Linked DNA regions of Homo sapiens: region 2 is linked to region 1. Evidence: chromatin loops called from intact Hi-C (ENCODE). Cell type or tissue: gastrocnemius medialis. All regions are shown on one strand. Links, peaks and the distances in the headings refer to the core of each region. The heading gives the core; the rest is flanking DNA.

Region 1 (15,364 bases), core at 890-3,389:
AATCCCAGCACTTTGGGAGGCGGAGGCCGGTGGATAACCTGAGGTCAGGAGTTTGAGACCAGCCTGGCCAACATGGCAAAACCCCATCTCTACTAAAAATACAAAAATTAGCCAGGCCTGGTGGCAGGTGCCTGTAATCCCAGCTACTTGGGACGTTGAGGCAGAAGAATTGCTTGACCCTGGGAGGCGGAGGTCGCAGTGAGCCAAGATCGCGCCACTGCACTCCAGCCTGAGCGACAGAGCAAGACCCCATCTCAAAAAAAAAAAAAAAAAAAAAATTAGCCAGGTTTGGTGGCACACATTTGTAGTCTCAGCTACTCAGGAGTGTGAGGGAGGAGAATCGCTTGAAGTGTTGGAGGTTGTAGTAAGCCAAGATCGCGCCACTGCACTCCAGCCTGGGTGACAGAGTGTGAGACTCCATCTCAAAAAAAAAAAAAAAGAAAGAAAGAAAGAAAGGGGCCAGGGGCAGAATGATACAGTTTGGCTATTCATAATCTCATCTCGAATCTGGTGAGAGGTGATTGGATTATGGGGGTGGTTTCCCCCATGCTGTTCTCATGATACTGGTTTTATAAGGGGCTTTTTCCCCTTCACTGTCTCTCTCCTGCCATCCTGTGAAGAAGGTGCTTGGCTTCTCCTTTGCTTTCCACCATGATTATAAGTTTCCTGAGGCCTCCCCAGCCATGCAGAACTGAGAGTCAATTAAACTTCCTTCCTTTATAAATTACCCAGTCTCGAGTATTTCTTTTGCTTTTTGTTTTTTTTTGAGTTGGAGCCTGACTCTGTCTCCCAGGCTGAAGCTCAGTGGCACGATCTCGGTTCACTGCAACCTCTGTTTCCCAGGTTCAAGTGATTCTCCTGCCTCAGCCTCCGGAGTAGCTGGGATTACAAGCATATACCACCACGCCTGGCTAATTTTTGTATTTTTAGTAGAGATGGGATTTCATCATGTTGGCCAGGCTGGTCTCGAACTCCTGATCTCATATGATCCTCTCTCCTCGACCTCCCAAAGTGCTGGGATTACAGGCGTTAGCCACCAAGCCCGGCCTTGGGTACTTCTTTATAGCAGTGTGAGAACGCACTAATACAGACCCCATTCCAGGAGATGACAAATAGCAAAAGGCAAAATGATACTCCCTTCTTGACTTTTTTTTCCTCTCCCACTTTTATGTCTTTACGTTTCCTCCTACCATCAACTGCCTTTCCTAACATTGTGGTGACTGATTAAAGAAGAAAAAAAGGACGAGATGAAACTACACTTTACAGTACTTTTTCCCCCCACCACTCCAATCCCGAATTGTGAAATTCATTCTTTTCCTGATCCTCTAATTTGTGCAGTAATGCCGCGAGGTAAGGCTGAACCTTTCTAGAGAGCAAGGGCTATCCAATACCAGGAACCTCAGAGTCCTTCCTCAAGCCATTATCTCAGAGCTATCTGATCACTGTGGTCACCATACAGGCAGTCTATTAATGTCAACTACAGCAACACAGTAAGGGTGAGGGGCGGAAAGTGATCTCTGTTTAATTTCGAGGAAGGGTCCAGAGAATTACCATCCAGCTACCCTTCCTCCACTGGTCCCTCGATGTTCTCCCGGCACCTCCCGTCCTCTCTCCGGGCCCATCTGCCGAGTAAGGGCCAGAGAGCCCCCTCCTCCGCTTAAGCCCGACCCCACCAACTTTTCAACCAATACGATACACTCTTTCTTCTCAGGACATAGTCTCAGACTTCATCCCGGCCAGCTCCCTCCGTCCCACTCCTGGAGACTCACCAAGCGGGCGAGGCCACTCCTCTCCGGCGGCAACTCGGACACCCCAACACCGGACCTGGCGCTGCACCCTAGTCGCGCCTGCGCGCGCCGAGCCCGCGCGCCTGCTCACTTCCCGTTCGCCGCGGACACAGACACACCCCTGCAGCTGGAGCCAATCACGGTGCTGGGGGTTTAAATGTCCCTGCCACGCAGACGGAGAGTCTGGGAATTCACTAGTTAACCGGATAGATTTCAGTCCTGCCCGAAGCTGGGAGGTGTTCATGCAATAAACATTTACTGAGGGCAAACCGTATGCCAGGCACTGTGCTGGATGAACGCTGAAGAAAAGAAAGCGAATACAGTGCTTTCCCTGCTCTTCATCGCCTTTCAATATGTCTAGACTAAGATATAGATATGTAAACAAATTATAGTGGATAGAATACAGTGCATAGCACATAGAAAATTTGAGGCGCCTTTGGCTGATAATGAACAAAGCGTTTTATTCTTAGGGGTGTCTGGAAGGGTTCCCGGAGGAAGTGACTTGAGTCATGAAGGATAAGTAGGAGTTCCCCCGGAAATCCGGCAGAGAAAGAGCTAGAGTTTTCCAGGCTCTGGGGAACAGCTTATGTCGAGAACAGCATAACGCCTTCTGGAAATTTCTAGTAGTTCATCCTTGTTAGAGGCTTAGTGCTAATCGTACATCCCCGAGTGTAGAGGAAAGAAAGCTTTAGAAGGCCAACAATCGCTAGATCTTGGAAGGCCTTGGAATTTTAGACCACTTTGTACTAGGGGCACTGAAAGCTATTGAAGAGTTTTAAGCAGATGGAGGATTATTGTAAACTATTTGCTGCAGGAACCCCTCCATGCACCTCTAAGAATAAAATAAACTGCTGGAAATCAAGAAAAGAAAGTGCTTCACCAGGCACAGTGGCTCACGCCTGTAATCAATCCCAGCACTTTGGGAGGCTGAAGCGGGCAGATCACGAGGTCAGGAGTTCCAGACCAGCCTGGCCAACATAGAGAAACCCCATCTCTACTAAAAATACAAAAAATTAGCCGGGCATGGTGGCAGGCGCCTGTAATCCCAGCTAGTCGGGAGGCTGAGGCAGGAGAATCGCTTGAACCTGGGAGGCGGAGGTTGCAGTGGGCCAAGATCATGCCATTGCACTCCAGGCTGGGCAACGAGAGTGAAATTCCGTCCCCCCTACAAAAAAAAAAAAAAAAGAAAGAAAAAATAGCTGGGTGTGGTGGCGGGTGTCTGTAATCCCAGCTACATTACTATCATAATGTCTATCACTGGCGACAGTGCCAGACTCCATCTCAAAAAAAAAAAAAAAAAGTGCTTCAAGGAGTAAGTAGTCTATTCCTAAGGGATCAAGGAAGATGAAGCCTGAGAAATGTTTTTTTTAATTTCATAACACAGAGGTCACTGATTATCTCAGTGAAAGCTGTTTGTTGGAATGCTGGGGTTGAAAAAAACAACTTAGTAGTTTGGAGGTGGGGGAGATGTAGAGATGGGGACAAGTTGTAGAATGCTTTTGGAAAGTTTGGCCTTGACAGGGAGGAAGGAGGGAGAATGATGAAGGATCAAGATTTTTTGTTTTTGTTTTTTTGATTTTTGTTAGAATTAAGACAGGAGAAACTTGAGCATGGTAGGGAAGATTCAACTGAGAAAAAAATGGTTGAATAAAGGAAGAGAAGGGATAGTCAGTAGGCAAAGATCTTGAAAGGGTAAGAATAGAGGCAGTTTAGAGGCAGTTCGAAACACTGGTAAGAATAATGGTTTTGGAAGAGGGCAGGGAGGGAGAAAGAGAGAGAGAGGAGATATTTCCCCAATTATGAGAGGAAGTATGTTTCTGTATGTTTAGTAACAGGAAGTTAAAGTTCTCATTTGCTGACTTGTTTTCTCTGTGAAGTTGAAGATGGGGTCATCTTCTGATAGAAAAGGAGGTGGTATTGGGAGTTTAAAGGAAAGCTGAGAAGATTTGGAATATTGTAGAAAGTAATACAACAAGTTGACAGAAGAATGTTGTAGGACTGGTAAGCAATATTGAGGGCCTTTTTAATATGGGCAAAAATGAACTCACCATTTTCTGCCCTCCTGTGTAAATTTCTCAAGCAGCAGTCACTTGTTGAGGGCAGAGGTGGAGAAAATGTATGGTTGAGTTCATTAGTTCATTTAGGGTTGTGATGGTCATTGATATAATTCCGTGGTTCTCAACCAGGGACGATTTTGTCCTCCGGGGGATATTTGGCAATGTCTGGAGATGCTTTATTGTGATGACAGGGAAACGGGGGTGGGTACTACTAGCATCGTGTCCAACAGTGCTGCTAAACATACATACACACACACGCACACACATATATGTATATATATATAGAGAGAGAGAGAGAGAGAGAGAAGGTCTTGCTCTGTTGCTCAGGCTGGAGTGCAATGGTGTGATGTCAGCTCACTGCAACCTCTACCTTTGCAGCTCAAATCCTCCCACCTCAGCCTCCTGAGTAGCTGGGACTACAGGTGTGCACCACCACTGCCGGCTAATTTCTGCATTTTTTGTAGAGACACGGTTTCACCATGTCACCCAGGCTGGTCTCAAACTCCTGGACTCAAGCGATCTGCCTCCCTTGACCTCCCAAAGTTATAGGATTACATGTGTGAGCCACTGCTCCCAGTCTGCTGCTAAACATCTTATAATGCACAGGATACCCCTGACAAAAAAGTATATGTTCCAAAATGTCAGTAATCCCAAAGTTGAGAAACCATAATCTAGCGTTACCTTGGCACTCACCAATATCTGACTGTGGTCTTCTACAGGCTTTTCCCTGAATGATGGCCCAGAGTTTATAGGGTAAAATAGTTCCTCCATTGCATGCCTTTGAAGGAGAATAGAATGAGCAGCGTACCACAACCCTTGAGTGTTTCAAGGACTTGTGATGTCACAAACACGGAATTGGAAGTTTCCTAAACCTCTAGAACAAATCTGGATTTACATAGAAGAGGTTAATATAGCCGCTTCCTTTCTTTTTTCTCTCTCTTTTTTTTTTTTTTTTTTTTTTTGAGACGCAGTCTCGCTCTGTCGCTAGGCTGGAGTGCAGGGGCGAGGTCTCGGCTCACTGCAACCTCCGACTCCCGGGTTCAAGCGATTCTCCTTCCTCAGCCTTCCGAGTAGCTGGGACTACAGGCACGCACCACCACGCCCAGCTAATTTTTGTGTTTTTAGTAGAGAAGGGGTTTCACCATGTTGGCCAGGATGGTCTCGATCTCTGGACCTCATGATCTGCCCACCTCGTCCTCCCAAAGTGCTGGGATTACAGGCGTGAGCCACTGTGCCCCACCGCTGCTTACTTTTATTTGAGACGTTGAAGGTCTTGTTAAACAGAGATGTTATAATCTCAATAATATAGGAGGGACACTCCACATAATTATCAACCTGAATGTCATTTCATTTATCTGATAGTCTTAGTCACTAAAATTAGGTTTCTGAGGGAATGGGTATGGGCTAAGTTTAATAATAAATATAGGCGGCCGGGCGCGGTGGCTCACACCTGTAATACCAGCACTTAGGGAAGCCGAGGTGGGCGGATCATTTGAAGTCAGGAGTTTGAGACCTGCCTGGCCAATATGGCGAAACCCCATCTCTACTAAAAATACAAAAATTAGTTGGGCGTGGTAGTGCACGTCTGTAATTCCAGCTACTTGGGAGGCTGAGGCAGGATTATCGCTTGAACCCGGAAGGTGGAGGTTGCAGTGAACCAAGAGAGCGGTTCTGCACTACAGCCTGAACGACAGAGCAAGACTCCATCTCAAAATAACTAACTAACTAACTAACTAAATAAATAAATAATAAATGTAGGCTGGGCGCGGTGGCTGACACCTGCAATCCCAGAACTTTGGAAGGCCAAGGCAGGCAGATCACTTGAGCCGAGGAGTTTGAGACCAGCCTGGGCAACATGGTGAAACCCCGTCTCTACTTAAAAAATATTATAAATACCTTAGGCATGAGTAAGAATAAAGTCAGTATTATGGAATGTCTGCTCTGTGATAGGCAGCATTCATAGATAAACACTTGACCTATGTTATTTAATCCTAGCAACACCCTGTGAGATAACATTATCCTAATTTTAACTCAAGAACCTGAGGTTCCAAGAAGAATTGTAATTTACCCAAAGTCACAAATTATTCGTAGCTAGTCCAAGATCTGAAACTCAGGTCTGGCTGTTCTAAAGCTCTTGCACCTTCCATTCAACTTCAGAAAGTTTTACAAGGAAGGAGTGTTTTCAAAATGTAGCCCGAACAGTTGCCACTGACTAAAGGAAATGGCGGGACACCAAGGAAGAGAGTAGGAGCTACAGGGAGGCCGGGAAAGAACAAGGAGAAACAAGGAGAATGAAAAAGGGACCAGGGAGGCTGTTCATAGCGTCCAACGCTGCGTACTGACTCTCCCGCAAGCGGGCCTGCCTTTGTTCTTCCTCCATTCTTTTTGAGAAAAACCTCTTCCTGTGTGTCCGTTGTTCACTCTCTTGTGTTCAAATAAAGCTAGATTATTGAGAACTGCGGACGGCAAAGGAAAAAAAAGCGAGCGTGACGGCTTCGGTGTGCGCCTGCGCGTTGGCGGCGGCTGTGGCGGGGCCCGGCGGGGAGCGGGTCCGGAGCAGGCTCCCGGACCCAAAACTGAAGGGGGCGTCTGAGGCGTCAGGGAGCTCCCTCGCCTGGCTCTCGGCGGCCTGATGGAGTAAGAGGGGTTGGCTGTGAATGTGAGTATCGACGGGCCGGCCTGCGTTGAGCGTATCGGAGCCCAAGGGTCCTGGTCGTCTGCCCCTTAGGGAGGTTGTGGGGCTGCAAGACACCACCGGGTTTCTACTCCTGCAGGCTGCGGCTCAGGGGCAACCTGGTGGTCCACTCTCCCAGAGCCGGCGCGGGTTTATGGGCAGGCGGTGCTGCTGGCTTCGGGGTACGGATTTTCGCGGGGGCGTTCCAGCTCTGCTCCCAGCCCCAGAAGGAAACGTGGCTCCAAAGCCTTGACCTTTAGGGGAAGCCACTGACCTCCTTCGTCCCCAGTTGGGCAGGGAGTCCAAAGACCCTGGTCCTTAAAGCCCGTAGGTCTCAGGCCAGGGACACATTTCAACCTCTCGCGACTGACAACCTCCGTTCTTTTTCCTCCTTTCGTTTCTCTCCTTGTGGGATGCGTCTTGATAATAACAACTAATAACAAATAGTAACAACAGCTTACTGTGTCCGTTTAATATTTAGTCCGAATCTCGGTGTATAATTGTGGAGAGGAAATGCTTTACATCCTCTTCCCCTTTCAATTTGTTGTGTAATCATCTTTGAGAGTAAGATTAAGGCATCTTATTGAGAAGTTTGAGATATCCGTGGCTTTTAGCAACTTGAGACTGTCATCCTAGGTAAGCGAAGTTCTCTTACCTAGCAAATAAGTGCTGTATCCACCATAATGGTTTATATCCAGTTTATTCAAAGCACAAATAACTTCTTTTTTTTTTTTTGAGACAAAGTTTCGCTCTTGTTGCCAGGCTGGGGTGCAGTGGCGCGATCTTAGCTCACTGCAACCTCCGCCTCCTGGATTCAAGCAATTCTCCTGCCTCAGCCTACCCAGTAGCTGGGATTACAGGCACCCACCACCATACCTGGCTAATTTTTTGTATTTTTATTTATTTTTATTATTATTATTTTTTTTAGGACGGAGTTTCGCTCTTTCGCCCAGGCTGGAGTGCAGTGGCGGGATCTTGGCTCACTGCAACCTCCGCCTTCCAGTTTCAAGAGATTCTCCTGCCTCAGCCTCCCGAGTAGCTGGGATTGCAGGCGTGCACCACCACCACGCCCGGCTAATTTTTGTATTTTTAGTAGAGACGAGGTCTCACCATGTTGGCCAGGCTAGTCTCCAACTCCTGACCTTAGGTGATCCACCCACCTTGGCCTCTGAAAGTGCTGGGATTACAGGCTTGAGCCACCACGCCCGGCCCACAGATAACTTTTGAGTGCTTATTAAGAGCTTAGTACTGTTGTAAATAGCATGGGAAATCTTAAAATTTGCTTTAAGCCCCGTTCTCAAGTTTGGTCGTGAATGAAATAATGAAAGACAATTTTCAGATGCAACTAGAATTTATTTAGTATCTACTACACATTTGCCAATACCGCGCCATGCCTAGAGTTAACTCTTGAGTCTAGAAGATAGTAGGAGCCCTTTAATTAGAAATACTAGATGGTTTTCGAGGAGAACTTTAAAATGGCCTGGAAGGGGCCAGGCGCGATGGCTCACGCCTGTAATCCCAGCACTCTGGGAGGCCGAGGCGGGCGGATCACCTGAGGTCAGGAGTTTGAGACCAGGCTGACCGACATGGAGAAACACCGTCTCTACTAGAAATACAAAATTAGCTGGGCATGATGGCACATGCCTGTAATTCCAGCTACTTGGGAGGCTGAGGCAGGAGAATCGCTTGAACCTGGGAGGCGGAGGTTGCAGTGAGCCAGGATTGTGCCATTGTACTCCAAAAACGAAACTCCATCTCAAAAAAAAAAAATTAAAAAATAATAAAAAATGGCCTGGCAGGAGGTAGAGGGTGTGAACGAATCTGATCAGGCTAGTTCAGAACCTATTGTGTGTGTGTGTGTGTGTGTGTGTTGTTTTTTTTTTTTTTTAGAGAGAGCCTTGCTTTGTCGCCCAGGCTGGAGTGCAGTGGCGCAATCCCAGCTCACTGCAACCTCCGCTTCTTGGGTTCAGGTGATTCTCCTGCCTCAGCCTCCCGAGTAGCTGGGATTACAGGTGCCCACCACCATGCCTGGCTAACGTTTTGTATTTTTAATAGAGACGGGGTTTCACCATGTTGGCTGGGCTGGTCTTGAACTCCTGACCTTAGGTGATCCACCCACCTCAGCCTCCCAAATTGCTGGGATTACAGGTGTGAGCCACAGTGCCCGGCCTCAATTGTTTTGATTAAAAGGAAGATATTTAAAAAGGAAAGACTATGAATAGTGATTATTGTACATCTAGATTAGTGCACGTGTAGTCTGAAGGCTGCTCTACAAGAGTTGAGAGGAATGGAAGATGCTAGACGACTTGGTTCTGGGACCAGGAATGGCTCAGTGAGAAGTCTATGTATTGTGTGTTTTGTAATTGGGAGTATCTTAGTGGAGAGTTTAGGATTAATTTCTGTACCCAATGAATAAGAGCACCTGGGCAGACAAGTTACATATGAATGCTCTACTTGGACCTCTAGCATGTGAAATCACTAGTGGAAACTCTACAGTCGAGTGTGTGTGTGTGTGTGCATGTTTGTGCATGTTTTAATCTGAAAGAAACTATCAAGAAGCTCCCAGGTCTTCATCAGTGAAGGATTGGTTAAATAAATGTATGAATTTGCTAGAAAGAATGAGCCAGCTCTATATGTGCTAATATTGAGTGACCTCCCATATAGTGAGAAAGAAAAGGTGCAAAAGAGGGTGTGCATTTTGCAACCACTGTGGTTTTATAAAAATATTATGTATTGCATATACAATTGTTCCTCCATATCCGTCCATGGGTTCTGCATCCATGGATTCTACCAACTTTGGATGGATAATATTTGGGGAAAAAAAATTCACAAATTTCTGAAAAGCAAAACTTGAATTTGCTACGTGCTGAGTACATACTACATTGCATCCACATAAATGAAGTTATGTGTAGGCATTGTATTAGGTCTTACATGTAATCTAGAGATGATTTAAAGTATACGGAAGGTATGTGTAGGTTACATGCATATACTGTGCCATTTCATATAAGGGTCTTTAACATTCTCAGATTTTGGTATTGAGGGGGATCCTGGAACCAATCCCCCATGGATATCGAGGGACAACCATATATGCATAGAATATCCTCTGTGGAGGATAGTCAAAATCATAGAGACAGAAAGTAGAATGGTGGTTGCTAGGGGTTGAGGGAGGGGGAAATGAGTTATTGTTTAATGGATATAAAGTTTCAGTTATGCAAGATGCAAGTAGTTATGGAGACGGATGGTAGTGTTGGTTGTACAACATTATGAATGTATTTAATACCACTAAACTACACTTAAATGGTTAAGATGGTAAATTTTATGTTTTGTATTTTCATGCAAAAAAATTGAAAAATATCTCTGGAAAACAAATAAGAAACTCACAAGAGTGGCTGACTGGAAGTGGCGGTGGCTAGGAAACAGGAGGGGGTAGTAATAGTTTTTCCTAAAAGCTTTTTTTTTTTTTTTTTTTTTTTTGAGACAGGGTCTTGCTCAGTCACCTAGGCTGAAGTACAGTGGCATGATCATGGCTCACTACACCCTCAAACTCCTTGGCCCCAGCAATCCTCTTCCCACCTCAGCCTTCTTAGTAGCTGGGACTACAGGTGCGTGCCACCATGCCCAGCTAATTAATAAATTTTTTGTGTGTGTGAAGAGGAGGTCTCACTGTGTCACCCAGAATGGTGTTGAACTCCTGGCCTCAAGTGATTCTGTTGCCTCAGCCTCCCAAAGTGCTAGGATTATAAGTGTGCTGCCACTGCATCCAGGCCATATTTTCCCTATAAGCTTTTTTATTTTATTTTATTTTATTTTTTTAAAGATGGAGTTTCACTCTTGTTGCCCAGGCTGGAGTGCGATGGCACGATCTCTGCTCACTGCAACCTCTGCCTCCCAGGTTCAAGCGATTCTTCTGCCTCAGCCTCCCGAGTAGCTGGGATTACAGGCACCTGCCACCATGCCTGGCTAATTTTTTGTATTTTTAGTAGAGATGGGGTTTCACTATGTTGGCCAGGCTGGTCTCAAATGCCTGACCTGGTGATCCCCCCACCTCAGCCTCCCAAAGTGCTGGGATTACAGGCGTGAGCCACTGTGCCTGGCCAAAAAAATTAATTTTTTAATTGGCAATAAAATATATGTATTTATTGTGTACAATATGGTGCCTTGACATATATATATATAACAAGTCCTCACTTAACATCAATAGGATCTTGGAAACTGTGACTCTAAGCAAAACAGCATAATAACAAAACTAATTTTGCCACAGGTTAATTGATATAAAAAAGAGTTAAGTTCCTATGGCATATTTCTGGTCACAAGAACATCACCAAACTTCTAAATGAAGACCCCAAACACTTCTAATACTAAACATTGAAATAAATGTGAGCTATACGTAGATGTAAAAAAGAGTAGCTTGGGCATGGTGGCTCATACCTGTAATCCTAGCACTTTGGGAGGCCAAGGTGGAGGACACTTGAAACTGGGAGTTCAAGATCAGCCTGGGCTTCAAAGCGAGACCCTGTCTCTACAAAAAATTTTAAAAATTGACCAAGTATAGTAGCGTATACCTGTAATCCCAGCTACTTGGGAGGCTGAGGTGGAAGGATCACTTGAGCCCAGGAGTTCAAAGCTGCAGTGAGCTATGATCATGCCCCTGCACTCTACCCCAGGTGATAGAACAAACCCCTGTCTCTGGAAGAAAAAAAAAAGAAGGGCTGGGCGCGGTGGCTCACGCCTGTAGTCCCAGCACTTTGGGAGGCTGAGGTGGGCGGATCACGAGGTCAAGGGATCTAGCCATCCTGGTCAACATAGTGAAACTCTATCTCTACTAAAAAATACAAAAGTTAGCTGGGTGTGGTGGTACATGCGCCTGTAGTCCCAGCTACTCGGGAGGCTGAGGCAGGAGAATCGATTGAACCCGGGAGGTGGAGGTTGCAGTGAGCTCAGATCATGCCACCACACTCCAGCCTGGCGACAGAGCGAGACTCCGTCTCAAAAAAAAAAAAAAAAGAAAGAGTAATAAAAACAGGATATTTGCCTAATTTTTGGCAAATCAATGGGTGACCACAGTCCCACTGGTGGTGGGCTAAATCAAGGAATAAATATTTCCAAAGTGAAAATTTTAAGGAGCACTGGCTACTACCATGTGGTTAAAAATCAACAAATATGACAGGTGGGTGCTTTCGTACCACATTGTTTATTGTTGTGCATACGTCACACATTTTTATTTTATAATAATTTTTATTTATCCACTCTTTTATTTTCCAACGTCTTTATTCCAGTTCAGTGTTCAGGTGGTCAGAGCCTATCCTAAGCAGCTAAGGTTACAAGGTAGAAACCAACCCTGGACAGGACGCCATTCCATCCCAGGGTGTACTCACACACACACACCCACACTCACTGAGACTGGGACTGTTTAGACACCCTGTTCACCTATCAGGCACTTACTTCGGGGTGTGGGAGGAAACTGGAGACCTGGAAGAAACCCATGAAGGAATAAGGAGAACATACGAAGTCTTCATGGACAGTGGCCTCAGCTGGAAGTAATTTATTTTTTCTCATTAATGTTGTAACAGCATGATATTGAATGAAACAGCATTTTTTGAGGACCTGCTGTACCTTGTGGAATAGCTAGATGAAACTAATTAACATATGTATTACTTATAAGTTTTTGTGGTGAGAACACATAAACCTTGCATCACTTTCTAATGTCCCAGAAGATGTTCATGTAGGTGAAAAATCTGTTTATAATTATCTGAGCCTCAAACCAAATTTGTTTAACATAAACATACAGTATTTTTTTTGTTGTTGTTGTTTTTCTGAGGTAAGGTCTCACTCTGACCCCCCAGGCTGGAGTGCAGTGGCATGGTCTTGGCTCACTGCAACCTCTGCCTCCTGGGTTCAAGTGATTCTTGTGTCTCAGCCACCTGAGTAGCTGGGATTACAGGCATGCAAGCCCAGCTAATTTTTTTTTTGTAGAAACGGGGTTTTGCCATGTTGGCCAGACTGGTCTTGAACTCCTGGACTCTACCGATCCGCCCGCCTCCGCTTCCCAGGTGCTGGGATTACAGGCGTGAGCTACCGCGCCTGGTCAACACAGAGTATTTTTTGCCTGAAGCATAGTTAATGTGTAAATCAAGGGACTGTGCTTTCTTTAGTTCAGAAAGATTATTGAGTTGGTCACTATTTTGGGAAATTATATTGCAGACAGCAATGCTGTTTGTGTTTGTTTTGAGACAGAGTCTCACTCTGTCACCCAGGCTGGAGTACAGTGGCATGATCTTGGCTCACTGCAACCTCTGCCTCCCAGGTTCAAGCAATTCTCGTGCGTAAGCTTCCTGAGTATGTGGGACTACGGGCACGCATCACCACGCCTGGCTAATTTTTGTGTTTAGTAGAGATGGTATTTCACTATGTTGGCCAGGCTGGTCTTGAACTGCCTCAGCCTCCCAAAGTACTGGGATTACAGGCGTGAGCCGCCATGCCTATCCTATTCATGGTATTTTTTATCAACAATATCACATGCCTGTCTATATTAGTCTGATTTTGTAGTAGTCATATTTATAGTTTTATTCTTCTAATATAGTCATGTCTGAGCATTTATATGTTGATATACATGTTACTTTATAACTCACTTTCCTTTAATTTTTCATTTTTATTATAGTTAGCACATTAATTGATATTTGAAGTTTTACATGTGTAAGTAAGTTACAGTAGCTCTGCATTTTATTTCAGGAAGGATAAGAAGGTTATTACAAAATATTTACAACAAAAGGGGGTACAAAATATCTTTAAAGAAAAAATTGTATGGTGACAATTGGGGAAGCTGGCTGATCAGAACACTGGGGATTGTTATAATAAGCCTTCTATTTTTATGTATGAATGAAAATTTCCACAATGATATGTTTTAGGAAAAAAGTTGGGTCTGATGTGATTGAGAATTGCTGCTCTACAGTGTGCCTCAGAAATAGCCACAATTGGGATAAGTGTTATAAAGAAGAGATAGGGTTTCAGAAGAGCAGTGCACAGTGAGGGGTATGACCTAGTCTGGGAGATGAGGGAGTGCTTTCCTAGGCAACTGACATTTGGACTGAGATTTGAAGGATGAGTAATTAACTAGATGAAAAGGAGTAAGAGCTTTCCAGGGAGAGGGACCAGCATATGAAAAAGCCCTAAGGTGGGAGGAGTGTGGTAGGTGGGAAGAACTGAAAATGTCATTTTGTCTGATCACAGAGATCAACAAGAAAGTAGCTCAAACCTATGTAATACACATTAGCAAGGGTTGTGTCAAGCGGGCCTTGTAAGACCTTTTAAATATTTTGATTTATATCTTACATAATTAGATGCCTTTGAAGGGCTTTTAATAGTGAGGGACAAAGGCATAAAACATAAGCATGCATGAGAATAGTTTTTTCAGTGTATGGTTGAGCAAACCATGTATGTGTATGTTTAGATGGAGGCACCGTAAAATTGAGGTAGGCTGGAATGCCGAGCCACCTCATGAACAGCTGCTATTCAGGAGTCACCCAGGTCCCAGCAGACTTTGTCACTAAACCTAGGGCCTCCTACTCCATCGCATGATGGAGGATATGTCTTCTTTGATCAGTCTGTCCCGCTTGAGCATTGCTTGGAGCCATTCGAAGAGGCTGGTGGCTCTCAAAAGTGCAAACATGAGAGTCCTGTTCTGGTCATAGGCTGAGTAAGCTCCTCCTGGCCAATGCCCCCACAGATAACAACTATTATTACATCTGGATGGAAATACATAAAACCAGTAAAATCTACTGGAGAGTTACAAAAAAACCAGGCAGATTCTAGCGGGGAGTTAACACAAGAATGGGACTACTTGGAGTAATTTCCCATTTTCATGGCTTCTAACTTTAGGGCAGGCCCTGATCTATGTCATGTAGGGTGCTTAAAATTCCAATAGTAAACTTTAGTCTTTGTGGCCTGAAGAACCAGAAGATAAAGCTCAAGCAACTACAGCTGTTGGGAAGTGAGAGGAGAATCCTGGAAAGCAGAGAGAGAGGAGAAGCATCAGACTCTGTGAATAAACTCTGCCCAAACCTTGGCAGACTGCTGAATTATGCATATGTGGAGCAGACTCCAAAGAAGCCCAGCTGAGGATGAAATAACTGAGGATTTTGCCGGGCGCGGTGGCTCACGCCTGTAATCCTAGCACTTTGGGAGGTCGAGGTGGGTGGATCACAAGGTCAGGAGTTCAGGACCAGCCTGGCCAATATGGTGAAACCCCGTCTCTACTAAAAATACAAAAAAATTAGCCAGGTGTGGTGGCACATGCCTGTAATCCCAGCTACTCAGGAGGCTGAGGCAGGAGAATTGCTTGAACCCGGGAGGAGGAGCTTGCAGTGAGCTGAGATCGTGCCACTGCACTCCAGCCTGGGTGACAGAGTGAGACTCCATCTCAAAAAAAAAAAAAAAAAAAAAAAACTGGAGATTTCATCTACTGCCTAAGAGACAGATTTGTAGTTTGAGTTAACCAAGTTAGATACTATGAAAACAAAAGTAAAAAAACAAAAGTCAATACTCTTTGGAGGAATATAAAGGACTCCAGAGTTGCTGTAATATAACATTCAAAATATCCAGGATATATTCCAAAACTACTCATATACAAAGAAACAGGAAAATGTAACCTATTCTCAAGCTAAATGACACTCTAGAGAGTGACCTTAAAATGCTTAAACGTTGGGATTAGCAGGAAATGATTTTAAACTTTTATAACTATGCATTAGTAAAGGAAATAAAAATGATATAAAGGAAAATGTATTCATAAAGAATGAGTGTGAAACTAAGATAACTAAATAGACATTCTAGAACTGAAAAATATGATATCT
Region 2 (17,200 bases), core at 6,456-8,955, 160 kb before region 1:
GTTCAATTTGTGTTTTTAGTGCCATATCTATAAAACCTTCGCCTAATCAAGAATCACAAAGGTTCTCCTAAGTTATGTTCTAAAGTTTAATAGTTTCAGGTTTCCCATTTAGAGCTATGATTCAATATGAGTTAACTTTTCGATAAAGTGCAAAATATAGATCAAAGTTCTTTTTTTCATATAGACATCCAATTGTTCTCCCACCATTTGCTGAAAACATATTTTCTCCACTGAATTGCCTTTGCAACTTTATTAAAAATCAGTTGCCTATATATGTGTGAGTCTATTTTGGACTCTATTCTATTCCAGTAATCTATTTATCTTAACACTAACACCACACTATCTTGGTTACTTTAGCTTCAGGAAGCATAGGGTTTATCTCAGAGAATGCTCCGTGTGCACTTGAAAATATGTGTATTCTGTGATGTTGGATGAAGTGTTCTGAAAATGTCAGGTCACATAGTTTGATAATGTTGCTCAAATCTTCTATTTCCTCACTGATTTCTGTTTGGTTATCTACCTACTACTGGAAATTAGGTACTGAAATATCCAACCATTGTTGAACTGTCTATTTTAATCTTTCAATTCCATCAGTGTTTTCATGTATTTTGAGGTTTGGTTGTTCAGGGTGCATACATTTATAAATGTTGTATTTCTTCAATGTACTGACTGACCCTTTATCATTATGAAATATTCCTGTCTCTAGTATTTGTCTTAAAACCTTTTTTTTTTTTTTTGAGACGGAATCTCACTCTTGTTGCCCAGGCTGGAGTGTGATGGTACGATCTCAGCTCACTGCAACCTCTGCCTCCTGGATTCAAGTGATTCTCCTGCCTCAGCCTTCTGAGTAGCTGGGACTACAAGCGCTCACCACCATGCCTGGCTAATTTTTTTTGTATTTTTAGTAGAGACGGGGTTTCACCATGTTGGCCAGGCTGGTCTCAAACTCCTAACGTCAGGCGATCCATCCACCTCGGCTTCCCAAAGTGCTGGGATTACAGGCTTGAGCCACCACGCCCAGCCTTAAAACCTATTTTTTGCCTGACATTAAAATACCACTCCAGCTCTCTTATGCTTACTTTTTTAAAAATTTCAATAGGTTTTGGAGGAACAGATGGTGTCTGGTTACATGAATAAGTTCTTTAGTGGTGATTTCTGAAATATTGGTGCACCCATCACCCAAACAGTGTACCCTGTACCCAATGTGTAGTCTTTTATCCCTCACCCCCCTTTCCCACAAGTCCCCAAAGTTCATTCTTATGCTGTTGCGTCCTTATGCCTATGTGTCCTTATGCCTTTGTATCATTCTTATGCCTTTGTGTCCTCATAGTTTAGCTCCCATTTATGAGTGAGAAGATACGTTTGGTTTTCCATTCCTGAGACACTTAACTTAGAATAATGGTCTCCAATTCCATCCAGGTTGCTGCAAATGCTATTATTTGGTGCCTTTTCACGGCTGAATGTATTCCACAGTATACATACACCACATTTTCTTTAACCACTCATTGACGGACATTTGGGCTGGTTCTGTATTTTTGCAAATGTGAATTGTGCTGCTAAAACATGCATGTGCAAGTATCTTTTTCATATAACGACTTCTTTTCCTCTGGGTAAATCTACCTGTAGTTCTTTAAGGAATCTCCACACTGTTTTCCATAATGGTGATACTAGTTTATATTCCCATCAACAGTGTAAAAGCGTTCCCTTTTCACCATATCCACGGCAACATCTTTTTTTTTTTTTTTTTTTTTTTTTTTTTTTTTTTTTTTTAGGAGATGGCTGGAGTGCAGTGGCATGATCTCGGCTCACTGCAACCTCTGCCTCCCAGGTTCAAGCAATTCTCCAGCTTCAGCCTCGTGAGTAGCTGGGACTACAGGAGCGCAACAGCAAATTTTTTTATTTTTAGTAGATACAGCATTTCGCCATGTGGGCCAGGCTGGTCTTGAACACCTGACCTCAGGTGATCCACCTGCCTCAGACTCCCAAAGTGCTGGGATTACAGGCGTGAGCCACTGACCCAGCCTCTTTTTGGATTTTTTTATTATGGCCATTCTTGCAGGAGTAAGGTGGTATTGCATTGTGATTTTGATTTGCATTTCCCTGATAATCAGTGATGTTGAGCATTTTTTTCCTATGTTTGTTGCCATTTGTATATCTTCTTTTGAGAACTGTTTATTCATGTCCTTAGCCCACTTTTTGATGGGACTGTTTTTTTCTTGCTGATTTGTTTGAGTTCCTTGTAGAGTCTGGATATTAGTCCTTCGTAGGATGCATAGATTGCAAATATTTTCTCCCACTCTGTGGGCTGTTTGCTGATTATTTCTTTTGCTGTGCAGAAGATTTTTGTTTTATTTAAGTCCCATCTATTTCTCTTTGTTTTTGTTGCATTTGCTTTTGGATTCTTGCTCATGAAGTCTTTGCCTAAGCCAATGTCTAGAAGGATTTTTCCAATGTTATCTTCTAGAATTTTTATGGTTTCAGGTCTTATATGTAAGTCTTTCATCTATCTTGAGTTGATTTTTGTATAATGTGGGAGATGAGGATCCAGTGTCATTCTCTTACATGTGGCTTGCCAATTATCCCAGCACCATTTGTTGAATAGGGTGTCCTTTCCCCACTTTACGTTTTTGTTTGCTTTGTCAAAGATCGGTTGACTGCAAGTATTTGGCTTTATTTCTGCATTTTCTATTCTGTTCCATTGGTCTATATGCCTGTTTTTGTCCCAGTACCATGCTGTTTTGGTAACTATTGGCCTTATAGTATAGTTTGAAGTTGGGTAATGTAATGCATCCAGATTTGGTTTTGTTGTTGTTTTTGAGACGAAGTCTCACTCTGTTGCCCAGGCTGGAGTGCAGCGGTGTGATCTCAGCTCACTGCAACCTCTGCCTCCCAGGTTCAAGCAATTCTCCTGCCTCAGCCTCCCGAATAGCTGGGATTACAGGTGCCTGCCATCACGCCCAGCTAATTTTTTCTATTTTTAGTAGAGAGGGGTTTCACCATGTTGGCCAGGCTGGTCTCAAACTCCTGACCTCAAGTGATCCGCCTGCCTCGGCCTCCCAAAGTGCTGGGATTACAGGCATGAGCCACTGCGCCTGGCCCAGATTTGTTCTTTTTGCTTAGTCTTGCTTTGGCTATGTGGGCTCTTTTTTGGTTCCATATGAATTTTAGGACTGTCTTTTCTAGTTCTGTGAAGAATGATGGTGGTATTTTGATGGGGATTGCATTGAATTTGTAGACTGCTTTAGGCAGTATGGCCATTTTCACAATACTGATTCTACCCATCCATGAGCATGAGATATGTTTCCATTTGTTTGTGTCATATATGATTTCTTTCAGCGGTGTTTTGTAGTTCTTCTTGTACAGGTCTTTCACCTCCTTGGTTAAGTGTATGCCTAAGTATTTTTTTTTTTCAGCTATTGTAAAAAATGTTGAGTTCTTGATTTGATTCTCAGCTTGTCTGCTGCTGGTGTATAGCACAGCTACTGATTCATGTACATTAATTTTGTATCTTGAAACTTCGCTGAATTCATTTACCAGTTCCAGGAGCTCTTTGGATAAGTCTTTAGGGTTTTCTAGGTATACAATCATGTTGTCAGCGAACAGCAACAGTTTGACTTCCTCTTTACTGATCTGGATGCCCTTTATTTCTTTCTCTTGTCTCATTACTCTAGCTAGGACTTATGGTTACTATTATTATGGTATATCTTTTTCCATCCTTTTACTTTCAACCTGTGTCTGTGATTCTAAGGTGTGTTTCTTATAGACAGCATGTAGTTGGGTCTTGCTTTTATGCAATCTGAAAATTTGTACCTTAGGCAATTCACACTTAATGTATTTAATAATTATTGATGTGCTCAGAACCATCCATGTCTGATTTTTCTTTTTTCTGTGTCTCATATCTCCTTTGTTCCTCTGTTCTTCCTCCACTGCCTTTAACTGTTAGGTATTTTTATTAATATGTACCATTTTAATTTCTGTTGTTTTTTCTGCCCAGAGGAGGCAGAAGAAATGTTGATTTTTAAAATTGTATTTTTGAGCTATTTTCTTAGTACTTGCTCTACAGATTACAATACATATCTTTATTTATGATCTACTTTAAAATAATACTAACTTAATTCCTGTAAAATATAGTAACTCTACTTAAATATATCTCCTTTCATTTCCCTTGTGCTGTTATTTTCATATATGACAATGTACAAAAATGCATTGTTACAATTGTGGTTTTATGTAATCTTATTCTTTTATTGACATTAGGAGAAGAAACGAGAAAGAATGTAGGTTTTTTTTATATTTACTCACACATTTATCATTCCCAGATATTTCACTGTCTCCTATAGATTTAAGATACTTTCTAATATCACTTTCTTTCAGCCTAGAAGATTTCATTTAGTTTTCTTGTCAGGTAAGTCTGCTGGCAATAAATTCTACTTTTTATTTTTCCAATCTGGGAATGTTCTTATTGCCAGTTTTTTATATTATCTCAGCCCCCTGACTTCTAAGGGTTCAATGCTTCTGATGAGAAGTCAGCCATTCATCACGTAATTGTTCTACTGTATAAGTCACTTTTCTCTAGCTGTTTTTAAGATTTTCTCTTTGTCTTTCAACAGTTTAACTATGATGTGTCTAGGTGTGGATCTCTTTGTGTTTATTTTACTTGGAGTCCTTTGAGCTTCTTAGATCTATAAATGATTTTCAACAAATTTAGGAAGTTTTTAGTCATCATTTTATTTTGGGTGTGGTACTTCTCACTTTGTTACATTCCTTTAATCTATTTTCAGACCACAGAAAGGATTTTGTCCAGCTTTATAGTTGCTTTTTGGGGATATGACTTGACCTCCTCAATCCATCACAATGGAAGTGAATCTTCTAATATTTCATTTTAATGCTTATTTTCTTTTCAACCTTTTGTTTTAAATGTCCATACTGATCACACCGATGTGAAAGCGTTTTAAAATGTTAAAAATAAATATAAGCAGAAGATATTTTGATTAGTCTTTATAAAATGCTTCTACCCATTCTAGGTGTATAGCTTAACGGATTGTGTGTAAATCCGGTTTACAATATTAGGTTCTATCAGAGGACCTATAAATATGAGAGTAGGAGGAAAGGAAAAGAAACAGGGCCGGGAACGATGGCTCCCATCTGTAATGCCAGCACTTAGGCAGGCCGAGCCAGGTGGATCATCTGAGGTCAGGAGTTTGAGACCAGTCTGGCCAACATGGTGAAACCCCGTCTTTACTAAAAATTAAAAAATAATTAGCCGGGCATGGTGGCGTCTCCTGTAATCCCAGCTATTTGGGAGGCTGAGGCAGGAGAATTGTTTGAGCCTGGGAGGCAGAGGTTCAGGTGAGCCGAGATCGCGCCACTGCACTCCAGTCTGGGCAACAGACTGAGACCCTGTCTCAAAAACCAACAAACAAAAAAAGAAATAGGAAGGAAGACAAGAAAGTGGTTTAAAGGTACAAGGAGAGGAAGAAATCTCACCAAACATAAGGAGTTACCAACCTGCGTGTAGTGGATCGTGAAAATGGCGTGGGATCTGCTGCTGGCCTCATGAACATGGGTGGCTGCTGTGATTCTGTGTATACAAGGAAAAACTGTTAGGACGAGGATTGTTTACACATGGTGGATTCTTAAGGATCCATACAGAATACAAGAAATGTTAGTGCTGAGGTTCACCGACAAGAATCATAAAACACACATATTTAGTCCAGTATCGTGAAGAGAATAGTCCAAAGAGGGCAGAAGCAGCACTCTAGGTGCTGATATCTGAGCATAAAACGGAGTGTAGCTTCATACTAAACTACACTGAAACTTTTTTTTTTTAAGCAATAGAAGCAAAAATTCAAGTGAAAAGGGAAATGAAGACTAGAGCGTCATCATCCTGGAAGAACATGCCCAAGATAGACCCATTTTATTTTATTCTTTCACTTTATTTTATTTTATTCTTGGAGTCATTTTAATAAGACAAGTGGATGTAGAAAGCTTGCTAGAGAAGATACCTCAAAGACAGAGAAGGTAAGTTTTGATTAAACACAGAATATTAATTCTACAGTGTCAGAAAGATCTTGGAAATGAGATCTTAAATCACATCAATATCATGCTTAAGCCAGGCGGAATTCACAGTCTCCCTTAGAAATCCATTACAGTGTTAACCCTTAAAGTCAGGAGAGGTTTTCCTTTATCTAAGAGCATCTCACTGAGCTCTGTTCTCAGAGGATCTGGAGAATTGAAGAAAAGGGCCAAAATCTAGAGGCTAGTCTCATGATTCAAGCCTGACACTGAAAAATCATGGAGCTCAGGGTACCCTGAAGACCAGAAGTAAGTGTCTCCAGGAGAGTTCCATGAAGCTCAGGAGAATGTTAAATTTAAATTTCTTCCTTTATGTTCAATTAACTTGGTCCTGCTATTAACAGGATAAATAGAAGGCTCTAAAGACCTTTTTACCCCAGAAAAAAAAAGCCTTTTTTAGGGACATTTACTAGTAATATTCTAGGTATTTCATAGTAACTTACAACATGAAATGTTATTACAATTTACAATAGCTTTTAGGGGAATCTACAGCACCTAGTTATTCATAGCAGATTCAAAACAGTCTTTTGAGGGGCTACCTTATAAGTATGCAAAACTAGAAAAAAATGTTTTTATGAACCTTTTACACTATATTCATCCTTATATCTATCAAACCTGAGGAGAGGACAATGCAGGTAAGAACCCTTTCTTCCAAATTTAGAAGCTCTAAACAAAATATAGAGTAACTTCCTTGGGCTTACTGCCTAATATTATTATGTCCAGAACAGATTCCAGCTTCATTACTAGTGAGAAGAGACTAAATCTTAGTCACCACCCCTTACCCTGTGAACACTATTGTTCTGGGAAGAGCCTCCTGGTTGTGAACATCTCTACACACAGAGACAATTTTAAGTGTCATTATACACTCCCCAAAGGGAAATGGGAACACAGGATAGGAGTGTGAGGATAAAAGAATGACAGAAACAAACAAACCTGTTACCTGTTTGCAATTCCCTCCTCCAAGAGTTGGATTACTTGCTTATAATTGGTAACTACATGTTGAGATAAACCTATCGGATTTGTGAAACGGAAAAAAGAAATTAAATGAGATTTTTGGTAAACTTTAACCTTTTCTTGTAAGTCTTTATCATTCCTATTTCATATTGTTTAATAGACAAAAATGAGGGAATCTGGCCAAATTCATTCAGATAATAAATTAAATCAAGAAATATTTATTGGAAACCTCTTGTCAGGTATATGATAGACTCTAGGAATATAGGTCTCTGTCCTCACAGAGATTATGGTCTATAAGTCATATAGACCATATGCTAACAACAACTATAATTCCTTACAGTTCTGCTATATAGGTTATAAGAACTGTTCTCATTTGGCCCTCACAAAGTCCCTGAGGTAGGCCAGTGTTGTTTTCCCCACAAGGTGGCAGACTCGGTTTGGCATACAAAATACACAGTACACTCATCTCTGTCCTCCCACAGTTTACAATCATGGTAAGTTACACTACACAAGACAATATGGCCAAGTGCCACAGGAGTTGGAAAGATGATACATGATGAGGAGATCAGAGGCGTGGTCAGGACAGGTTCCACAGAAGAAGTGAGACTTAAATTTAGCCACTATAGAATGGGGAGGCTTTAGATAGGTGAAGAGGAGCCTACGGGCATGAAAGTAAATCTTCATGGCTGGTTACTGACCAAGTCCCAAAGGCCTTCCCAACTGTTCCAGAGAATCTCTGTATGAGAGATTCAAAAACAAAGTAACTTCATGGGCTTATTGCTAAATACAATTACACCCAAAATAACAAAGTAACATAAATGAAACCAACAAAAATAATAGTCAATAGAAAGCAATCCAAGAAAGACCCAGATACTGAAGCTACCAGGCCGACTTAAAAGTAACCCTGAAGGCTGGGCACTGTGGTTCATGCCTGTAATCCCAGCACTTTGGGAGGCCGAGGCGGGCGGGCCTGAGGTCAGGAGTTTGAGACTAGCCTGGCGAACATGGAGAAACCCTGTCTCTGCTAAAAATGCAAAATTAGCTGGGTGTGTTGGTGCATGCCTGTAATCCCAGCTACTCGGGAGGCTGAGACAGGAGAATCCCTTGAACCTGGGAGGCGGAGGTTGTGGAGAGTCGAGATCGCGCCATTGCACTCCAGCCTCGGCAACAAGAGCGAAACTCCATCTCAAAAAAAAAAAAAAAAAAAAAGGCCAGGCTCGGTGCCTCATGCCTGTAATCCCAGTACTACTTTGGGAGCCCAAGGCAGGTAGATCATGAGGTCAGGAGTTCCAAGACCAGCCTGGCCAAGATGGTGAAACCCCACCTCGACTAAAAATACAAAAAATTAGCTGGACATGGTAGCGGGAGCCTATAGTCCAAGCTACTCAGGAGGCTGGGGCAGGAGAATCACTTGGACCTAGGAGGCAGAGGTTGCAGTGAGCTAAGATCTCACCATTGCACCCCAGCCTGGGCGATAAGAGCAAAACTTCGTTTCAAAAAAAAAAAAAAGTAACTCTGCTTAATATTTTCAAGGAGTTTAAAGACAAGATTGTAAACTTGGAAACTATAATGAAATAATAAAATGGATATCTGAGAAATAATACTGTAAGTGAAAATAAAAACTCAATATAAAGTTTAATAGCAGGTTAGACATAGCTGAAGAAAGAATGAGTGAGCAGGAAGATAGATCAGAAACATACTCAAAATTTAGCACAGAGAGACAAAAGATTAAAAATATGGAGGGAGCCGGGTGCAGTGGCTCACGCCTGTAATCCCAACACTTTGGGAGGCTGAGGCGGGTGGATCATGAGGTCAGGAGTTCAAGACCAGCCTGACCAACGTGGTAAAACCCCGTCTCTCATGAAAATACAAAAATCAGCCGGCTGTGGTGGTGCGCGACTGTAATCCCAGCTACTCGGGAGGCTAAGGCAAGAGAATCGCTTGAACCCAGGAGGTGGAGGTTGCAGTGAGCTGAGATTGCGCCATTGCACTCCAGCCTGGGCAACACAGCGAGGCTCCATCTCAAAGAAAAAAAAATGGAGGCTAGGTGTGCACACCTGTAATCTCAGCTACTTGGGAGGCTGAGGCAGGAGGATCCCTTGAGCCCAGGAGTCCAAAACCAGTCTGGGCAACATTAGCAAGACTTCATGTCTAATAAATAAATTAATTAATTAAATATAGAAGAAATGGTAAGACTCACAGAGTATACAGGCAATAGGCCTTAACATACCTGTAATTAGAGTCCCAAAAGAAGAGGAAAGAATGGGATAGAAGGATTATTATAAGAGGTAATGGTAGTGGAGGGAAGGGGGGAAAAAAGGGAAAGGTAATGGCTAAGAACTTTCCAAAACTGATAAGAAGATACAAAAGCACAATTCAAGAATCCCAGCATGATTTTTTAAAAACCTAAATCTACCCATAAGTAGACCATAATAAACTGTTCAAAGACAAAAGTAAAAATATTGAAAAAATTAGACTAGGAGATGACTTCTCAGCAAAAACAGTGGAAAGCAGAAGAGAATGGTATAATTTTTAATGACTAAAAGAAAATAACCATCAATTTAAAATTCTGTACTCAGTGAACTTTACCTTCAAGAACAAGAAAAGCAGGCTGGGTATGGGGGCTCATGCCTGTAATCCCAGCACTTTGGGAGGCCGAGGCCAGTGGATTACTTTCGGTCAGGAGTTCAAGATCAGCCTGGCCAACATGGTGAAACCCCATCTCTACTAAGAGTACAAAAATTAGCTGGGCACGGTAGCATGTGCCTGTAATCCCAGCTACTCGGGAAGCTGAGGCAGGAGAATTGCTCAAACCCAGGAGGCGGAGGTTGCAGTGAGCCGAGATCGCGCCACTGCACTCTAACCTGGGTGACAGAGCAAGACTCCATCTCAAACAAACAAACAAAAAGCCAAAAGAGAACTTGTCAATAGCAGATCCACACTAGAGGGAAAACAAGATTATTCTTGAAGTAGAAGGCACTCAGAGATAAAAGGTAGGATATTCTTTAAAAATTAAGAGCCCTAAAAATGGCATTTAAGTCAAGAAGGGACAAACTGAGTTCAAGTCTTATAAGGTCCAAAAGGTTTATTGTCTGGGAAGAAGCAGAACAACCAGTAAATATTAGACTTTGATAAATCAATGGTCTATGTTGTAATCTCTGGAGTAACCACCAAAATAGTAAGACAATGTGTAAATAATAAGCTAGTGGAGAAGGAATATGGAATAATTTTTTAAAGTTATCAAACCAAAAGACAAAGTAACGAAAAAGGAACATAAAACAGGAAAAGTAAAGAGAAAACACAAAATAACAGATTTAAACCCAAATAAAATCAGTGATTACATTAAATACAAGCAGACCACAATACCAAATTAAAAGACCAAAACTGTGATGAAACAAAGGTAAAACAAAGCAAAAGGAAAATTTTTTAAAATAAAAAACACATCTGAAACATACATAGAAAACTGAAAGTAAAAGTAGAAAAGAAGATAAAAATACAAACAATAACACAAAGAAAGCTAGTTTCGTTAATGCCTGACAAAGTAGACTTTAAAGTAAAAGCATTATTAGAGATAAAGAAAAATCCTTCACAATGAAAAAAGTGTTCAATGAACCAGGAAGTTTTAACAATTCTAATTTTGTATGCATGTAATAATAAAGCCTCAAAATATATAAAACAAAAATTGGCAGAATTAAAAGGAGAAAAAGGCATCCATACTCATAGTAGGAAAGTTTAACTTGCATTTCTTAGTATCTGTTAAAACAAGTGGAAAAATAAAATCAATAGGGGTACAGAAGATTTGAACAAGTATCAAACCTGATAAATAGTAATATATAAACACTATGCCCAACAATTGTATAATACATATTCTCTTCAAGCATACATGGAAAATTTACAAAAACTGGCCAATGTGCTAGGCTACAAATCAAACTGTGCTATACATATTTGAAGCTTTTTCATTATTATTATATCTGTTATGATGATCTGTGACCAGTAATCTTTGATGTTACTATTATAATTGTGTTGGTACACCAAGAATCGTATAGAAAAGCGAACTTAATTGATAAATGTATATGTTCTGACTGCTCCACCAGCCAACCTTTCCCCTACCTTTCTCCCTCTACTCAGGCCTCCCTATTCCCTGAGACACAACAATATTGAAATGAGGCCAATAACCCTACAATGGCCTTTAAGTGTCCAAGTGAAAGAGTCTCTCATTTTAAATCAAAAGCTAGAAACGCTGAAGTTTAGCAAGGAAGGCATGTCGAAAGCCAAGAAAGGCTGAAAGCTAGGCCTCTTGCGCCCAACAGTTGGCCAGGCTGTGAATGCAAAGGAAAAGTTCTTGAAGGAAATTAAAAGTGCTACTCCGTGAACACATGAACGATAAGAAAACAAAACAGCCTTCTTGCTGATATGAAGAAAGTTTTTACAGTATGGTTAGAAGATCAAACCATCACAACATTCTCCTAAGCCAGAGACTAATCCAGAGCAAAGCCCTGATTCCCTTCAATGCTATGAAGGCTGAGAGAAGTGAAGAAGCTGCAGAAGAAAAGTTGGAGCTGGCAGAGGGTGGTTCATGAGGTTTAAGGAAAGAAGCTTCTCAGTAACATTTAAGTGCAAGGTGAAGCAAGCAAGTGCTGACGGAGAAGCTGTAATAAGTTATCCAAAAGATATAGCTAAAGCTAAGATAATGAAGGTAGCTACACTAAACAACAGAATTTCAATGTAGACAAATCAGGCTTCCATTGGAAAAAGGTGTCATCTAGGATTTTTATAGCTAGAAAGCAGCAGCCAATGTCTGGTTTCAAAGCTTCAAAGGACAGGCCGATTCTCCTGTTAGGGGCTAATGCAACTGGTGACTTTATTTTATTATTATTATTATCATTATTATTATTGTTGTTGTTGTTGTTGAGACGGAGTTTCACTCTTGTTCACCAGGCCAGAGTGCAGTGGCACAATCTCGGCTCACTGCAACCTCTGCCTTCTGGGTTCAAGTGATTCTCCTGCCTTAGCCTCCCGAGTAGCTGGAATTACAGGCACCAGCCACCACGTCTGGCTAATTTTTGTATTTTTAGTAGATATGGGGGTTTCACCACGTTGGCCAGGCTGGTCTCGAACTCCTGACCTCAGGTGATCCACCCACCTCAACCTCCCAAAGTGCTGGGATTACAGGCATGAGCCACCATGACTTTAAATTGAAGCCATTATCACTCTGAAAATCCTAAGGCCAGGCTGGGCGCGGTGACTCACAGCTGTAATCCCAGAACTTTGGGAGGCCAAGGCAGGTGGATCTCTTGAGCCCACAAGTTCAAGACCAGCCTGGGCAACATGGTGAAACCCTGTCTCCACAAAATACACAAAAAATTAGCCAGGTATGGTAGCGCATGGGTGGGAAAATGAATCACATGAGCCTGGGAAGTTGAGGCTGCAGTGAGCTGTGATCACGCCACTGCACTCCAGACTGGGTGACAGAGCAAGACCCTCCCTCTCTCAAAAAAAAAAAAAAAATCCTAGGGCCCTTAAGAATCATGCTAAATCTACTCTGCCTGTGCCCTATAAATGGAACCATAAAGCCTGGATGACAGCGTATCTGCTTACAGTAAGCCCACTGTTGAGAACTACTGCTCAGAAAAAAAGATTATTTTCAAAATATTACTGCTCATTGACAGTGTGCCTGGTCACCCAAGGGCTCTGATGGAGACGTACAAGAAGCTAATGTTCTTTTCATGCTTGCTAACATAACATCTGTTCTATGGCCAATGGACCAAGGAATCATTTCAACTTTGAAGTCTGATAATTTAAGAAATACATTTCATAAAGCTATAGTTGTCACAGTGATTCCTCTGATGGATCTGGGCAAAGTCTATTGAAAACTTTCCAGAAAGAATTCACCGTTTTAGATGGCATTAAGGACATTCATGACTCATGAGAGGAGCTCAAAATATCAACATTGAGGGGTTTGGAATAAGTTGGTTCCAACCCTCATGAATGACTTTAAGGGGTTCAAGACTTTGGTAGAGGAAGTAATTCCAGAGTGGTGGAACTATCAAGAGAAGTAGAATGAGAAGTGGAGCCTGAAGATGTGACTGAATTGCCACAATCTCAGGATCAAATTTGAATGGATGATGAGTTGCTTCTTATGGATGAGCAGAGAAAGTGGTTTCTTGAGATGGAACCTACTCCTGGTGAAGATGCTGTGTGAAATGACAAAAAAATGAAACAGAATATTATATAAACTTAGTTGATAAAAGAGTGTCAGGATTTAAGAGGACTGACTCCAGCTCTGAAATAAGTTCTATTGTGAGTAAAATGCTATCAAACAGCATTTCACACTACAGAAAAATTTTTCATGAAAGGAAGAGTCAATTGATGTAACAAACTCCATAAGTTGTTTTAAGAAATTGCCACAGCCATCCCAACCTTCAGCAATCACTATCCTGATCAGTCAGCCGCCATCATCACTAAGAAAAAATCCTGCACCAGCAAAGAGATTATGACTCACTGAAGGCTCAGGTAACCACTAGCATTTTTTAGCAATAAAGTATTTTTAAATTAATGTATGTACATTTTTTTTTTTTTTAGACGGAGTCTCACTCTGTCACCCAGGCTGGAGTGCAGTGGCGTGATCCTGGCTCACTGCAATCTCTGCCTCCCGGGTTCATGCCATTCTCCTGCCTCAGCCTCCCGAATAGCTGGGACTACAGGTGCCCGCCACCACACCCGGCTAATTTTTTGTATTTTCAGTAGAGACGGGGTTTCACCATGTTAGCCAGGATGGTCTCTATCTCCTGACCTTGTGATCTGCCTGCCTCAGCCTCCCAAAGTGCTGGGATTACAGGCGTGAGCCGCCATGCCCGGCCAAGTATGTACATTTTTAATACATAATGCTACTTCGTACTTAATAAAATATAGCATAAATATAACTTTTATATGCACTGGGAAACCAAAACATTTGTGTTTTTATTTTGATTTTTGCTTTATTGTGATACTTTATTGTGGTGGTCTGGAATCAAACCAAATATATCCAAAGCATGTCTGTATACATGTTGTTTTAGGTGAAATTATGTGGAGCATGTTCTCTGAACTCAATACTATTAAACTAGATACCTATAACAAAAATACAACTAGAAAATCCCTGAGTGTTAAAAAATAAAGAAACACACTTCTAAATCCATGAGTCAAAAGAAATCATATTGGAAATTATATATACTTTAAACTGATTGATGATGAAAATACTACACATTAAAACTGGTGCAATACAGCTAAAGTCATGCTTACAAGGAAATTTATAGCTATAAATAAATATACTACAAAAGAGGTGGCCAAGGCAGGCAGATCACAAGGTCAGGAGTTTGACATCTTGGCCAACATGGTGAAACCCCACCTCTACTAAAATACAAAAATTAGCTGGGCGTGGTGGTGCACATCTGTAGTCCCAGCTAGTCAGGACTAGCTGCCTCAGCCGAGGCAGGAGAATCGCTTGAACCCGGGAGGCAGAGGTTGCAGTGACCCAAGATCGTGCCACTCCAGCCTGGGCGACAGAGCGAGACTCTGTTTTTTTTTAAAAAGAACGAGGGGCCGGGCACAGTGGCTCACGCCTGTAATCCCAACACTTTGGGAGGCCAAGGCAGGTGGATCACCTGAGGTCAGGAGTTCGAGACCAGCCTGACCAATATGGTGAAACCCCGTCTCTACTAAAAATCCAAAATTAGCCAGGCATGGTGGTGTGTGCCTGTAATCCCAGCTACTCAGGAGGCTGAGGCAGCAGAATTACTCAAACTTGGAAGGCAGAGGTTGCAGTGAGCTGAGATCCTACCACTGCGCTCCAGCCTGGGTGACAAAGCAAGACTCCGTCTCAAAAAAACAAAACCAAAAACAATAAAAGGGTAACTTTGATAAAGTAATTTTATATCTGTTGAATCTAGTAAAGAAGATTTGGGGCTTGTAATTAAGATATTCCTTTAATTTTTTCTAGTAATTCATCCTTATTTTATTTTATAAATGTATTAGTATACCAAAGATTGGAATTAAAAAAAAAAAAAACTGGTTCTTCTAACCTGGGCAACATAGCTAGACTCCATCTCTAAAAGAAAAAATAAAAAACAATTAGCTGGGCATGATGGCACATGTCTGTAGTATCAGCTACTTGGGAGGCTGAGGTAGGAGGACTGCCTGAGTCCAGGAGTTTGAGGCTGCAGTGAGTCACGATCGTGCCACTGCACTCCGGCCTGGATGACAGTGTGAGACTCTGATCCAAAAACAAAAACACCACCACAAAAAAAACTGGTCCTTCACTACAGTTTGAGAAGCATATAGAATATCTATTAAAAACAATCACTATTGCAAATATATTACTTAATGGTAAAATGGTGAAGCTTTCCTCTGAGAACAAGACTGTCACCACTTTTATTTACTATTGTACTAGAGGTCCTAGTTTATGCAGAAAGGCAAGAAAAAAAAGGCACAAGAACTAAATGGTTGGGGTTGGGGGGAAACTCCTGTGACTTATAGATTGAGTACACAGGAAATACAGAATTTTTCTCAAGTTCCAACTACCTGCTTCTTGGTTTGCACCTGTACCTTTATATTAAAATAAAGGCCACAGTAAAAATACAATATTGTCTTTGTCTCACTTAGATATCAGTTTAGATCCTATAACCACTGGCCTCTTATGTGTGCTTTGGGCAGGCCCTTGTGCATTTCAGATTTCAACTTAATCTCTCGACTAATAAATAAACTTTTTAATGGAAAGGCTACTCTTTTCCTTTCTTTGGATTTAGGTAGCTATCAAGGTCCATCTCACAATTCTGAACTGGAACTGCAAGTTCTTTAAGGGCTTATATTTTCATATTTCCCATGGCACCTGGAATAGTATAGGCATCTTGTAGGTACTCAATAAATTTCTGTAGAATTGGTTTCATGCCAGAAACCACTTTCCACTTTAAAGTCATATTCACAGAATGGATAAGCCTTAAGACAGATGGACAGGCAGATAGATAAGATATATGTATCAATAAAGAAAGAAAACATTTTTTTAAAAAAGTTTACTAAGATCTCATCAGAGGGTGATGATGAGAATAACATAGTTCAGTGTGACTACTCAGGGTCCTAGCTTCCAAGGCTGGTTCTATACTATTTCAGCTCATGGCTCCTTCATTAAGAAATGTCAGCCGGGCGCGGTGGCTCATGCCTGTAATCTCAGCACTTTGGGAGGCCGAGGCAGGTGGATCACCTAGGTCAGGAGTTCAACACCAGCCTGACCAACATGGAAGAAACCCCATCTCTACTAAAAATAAAAAATTAGCCAGGCGTGGTGGCTCATGCCTGTAATCCCAGCTACTCGAGAGGCTGAGGCAGGAGAATCGCTTGAACCTGGGAGGTGGAGGCTGTGGTGAGCCGAGATCGCGCCATTGCACTCCAGTCTGGGCAATAAGTGCAAAACTCTGTCTCAAAAAAAAAAAAGAAAAGAAAAAAGAAATGTCCACCTGTGAATTGAACAATGAGAACACTTGGACACAGGAAGGGGAACATCACACACAGGGGCCTGTTGTGGGGTGGGGGGAGGGAAAGCATTAGGAGATATACCCGATGTAAATGAAGAGTTAATGGGTGCAGCACACCAACATGGCACATGCATACATATGTAACAACCCTGCACATTGTGCACATGTACCCTAGTACTTAAAGTATAATTTAAAAAAAAACAAAACAACGAAATGTCCACCTGTATTTGTAATGGTTTAAGAAAGTCCAGAATGGCTTCAAGAAACTTGTAACACAGAATCTAAGAGATTTTTTATTGGTTTAGAATGTAGTATTTCCTACCTCCCTCCCTTCAAGGATTCACTCCATAAAGGTATCCAAAAGTGTCCTGAACTTTGCACCATGAACCCTGAGATTTGAATCCTGATCCTGTCATTGACATTGGACACATGACCCAAGCTATATGACCTTCCAAGAGTCATATTTTCTGAGTTGCAGGTACTATACCAATCAAATCATCTAGGAACCTAGGTCTCCTTCCAGGTTCTTGATATACAGGATTCTGTTCCATTCTTCTCTTCCAATGCAATGCAAGTTTCCCAGTTTCAATTCTGTCCCAACTCTAACTGTGTGACTTTGGGAACAACCCTTAACTTTCTCCAGATTTCATTGTTTTCTGTATAATGCGGAT

The links. Peaks named below come from ENCODE experiments on the same cell type or tissue, not always from the same donor. Only the 100,000 strongest peaks of a DNase experiment are listed, where the experiment ranks them.
Region 2: a loop joins it to region 1, with 4 times the contacts of the local background. A loop is called at or near these places in 16 of 110 quality-filtered maps.

What each region holds. Positions count from the first base shown.
Region 1 is chr15:42,482,119-42,497,482 of GRCh38, reverse strand. SNAP23 (synaptosome associated protein 23) reads right to left here and starts at 1,849. Exons shown (of 8, transcript NM_003825.4): 1 at 1,770-1,849. ZNF106 (zinc finger protein 106) reads left to right here and starts at 6,342. Exons shown (of 22, transcript NM_001366845.3): 1 at 6,342-6,503. RefSeq lists enhancers at 1,089-1,632, 1,633-2,176, 6,170-6,279, 6,580-6,629, 6,680-6,869. In gastrocnemius medialis, for the core only: a CTCF peak has its summit at 2,360; DNase peaks (open chromatin) are centred at 1,842 and 2,322; H3K4me3 peaks cover 1,950 bases; H3K27ac peaks cover 2,500 bases.
Region 2 is chr15:42,640,898-42,658,097 of GRCh38, reverse strand. STARD9 (StAR related lipid transfer domain containing 9) reads right to left here. Exons shown (of 33, transcript NM_020759.3): 8 at 7,013-7,082; 9 at 5,506-5,578. Among named protein-coding and RNA genes, the nearest start is that of STARD9, 74 kb to the right of the region's middle. In gastrocnemius medialis, for the core only: a CTCF peak has its summit at 7,443 (motif pointing right); a DNase peak (open chromatin) is centred at 7,537; H3K27ac peaks cover 219 bases.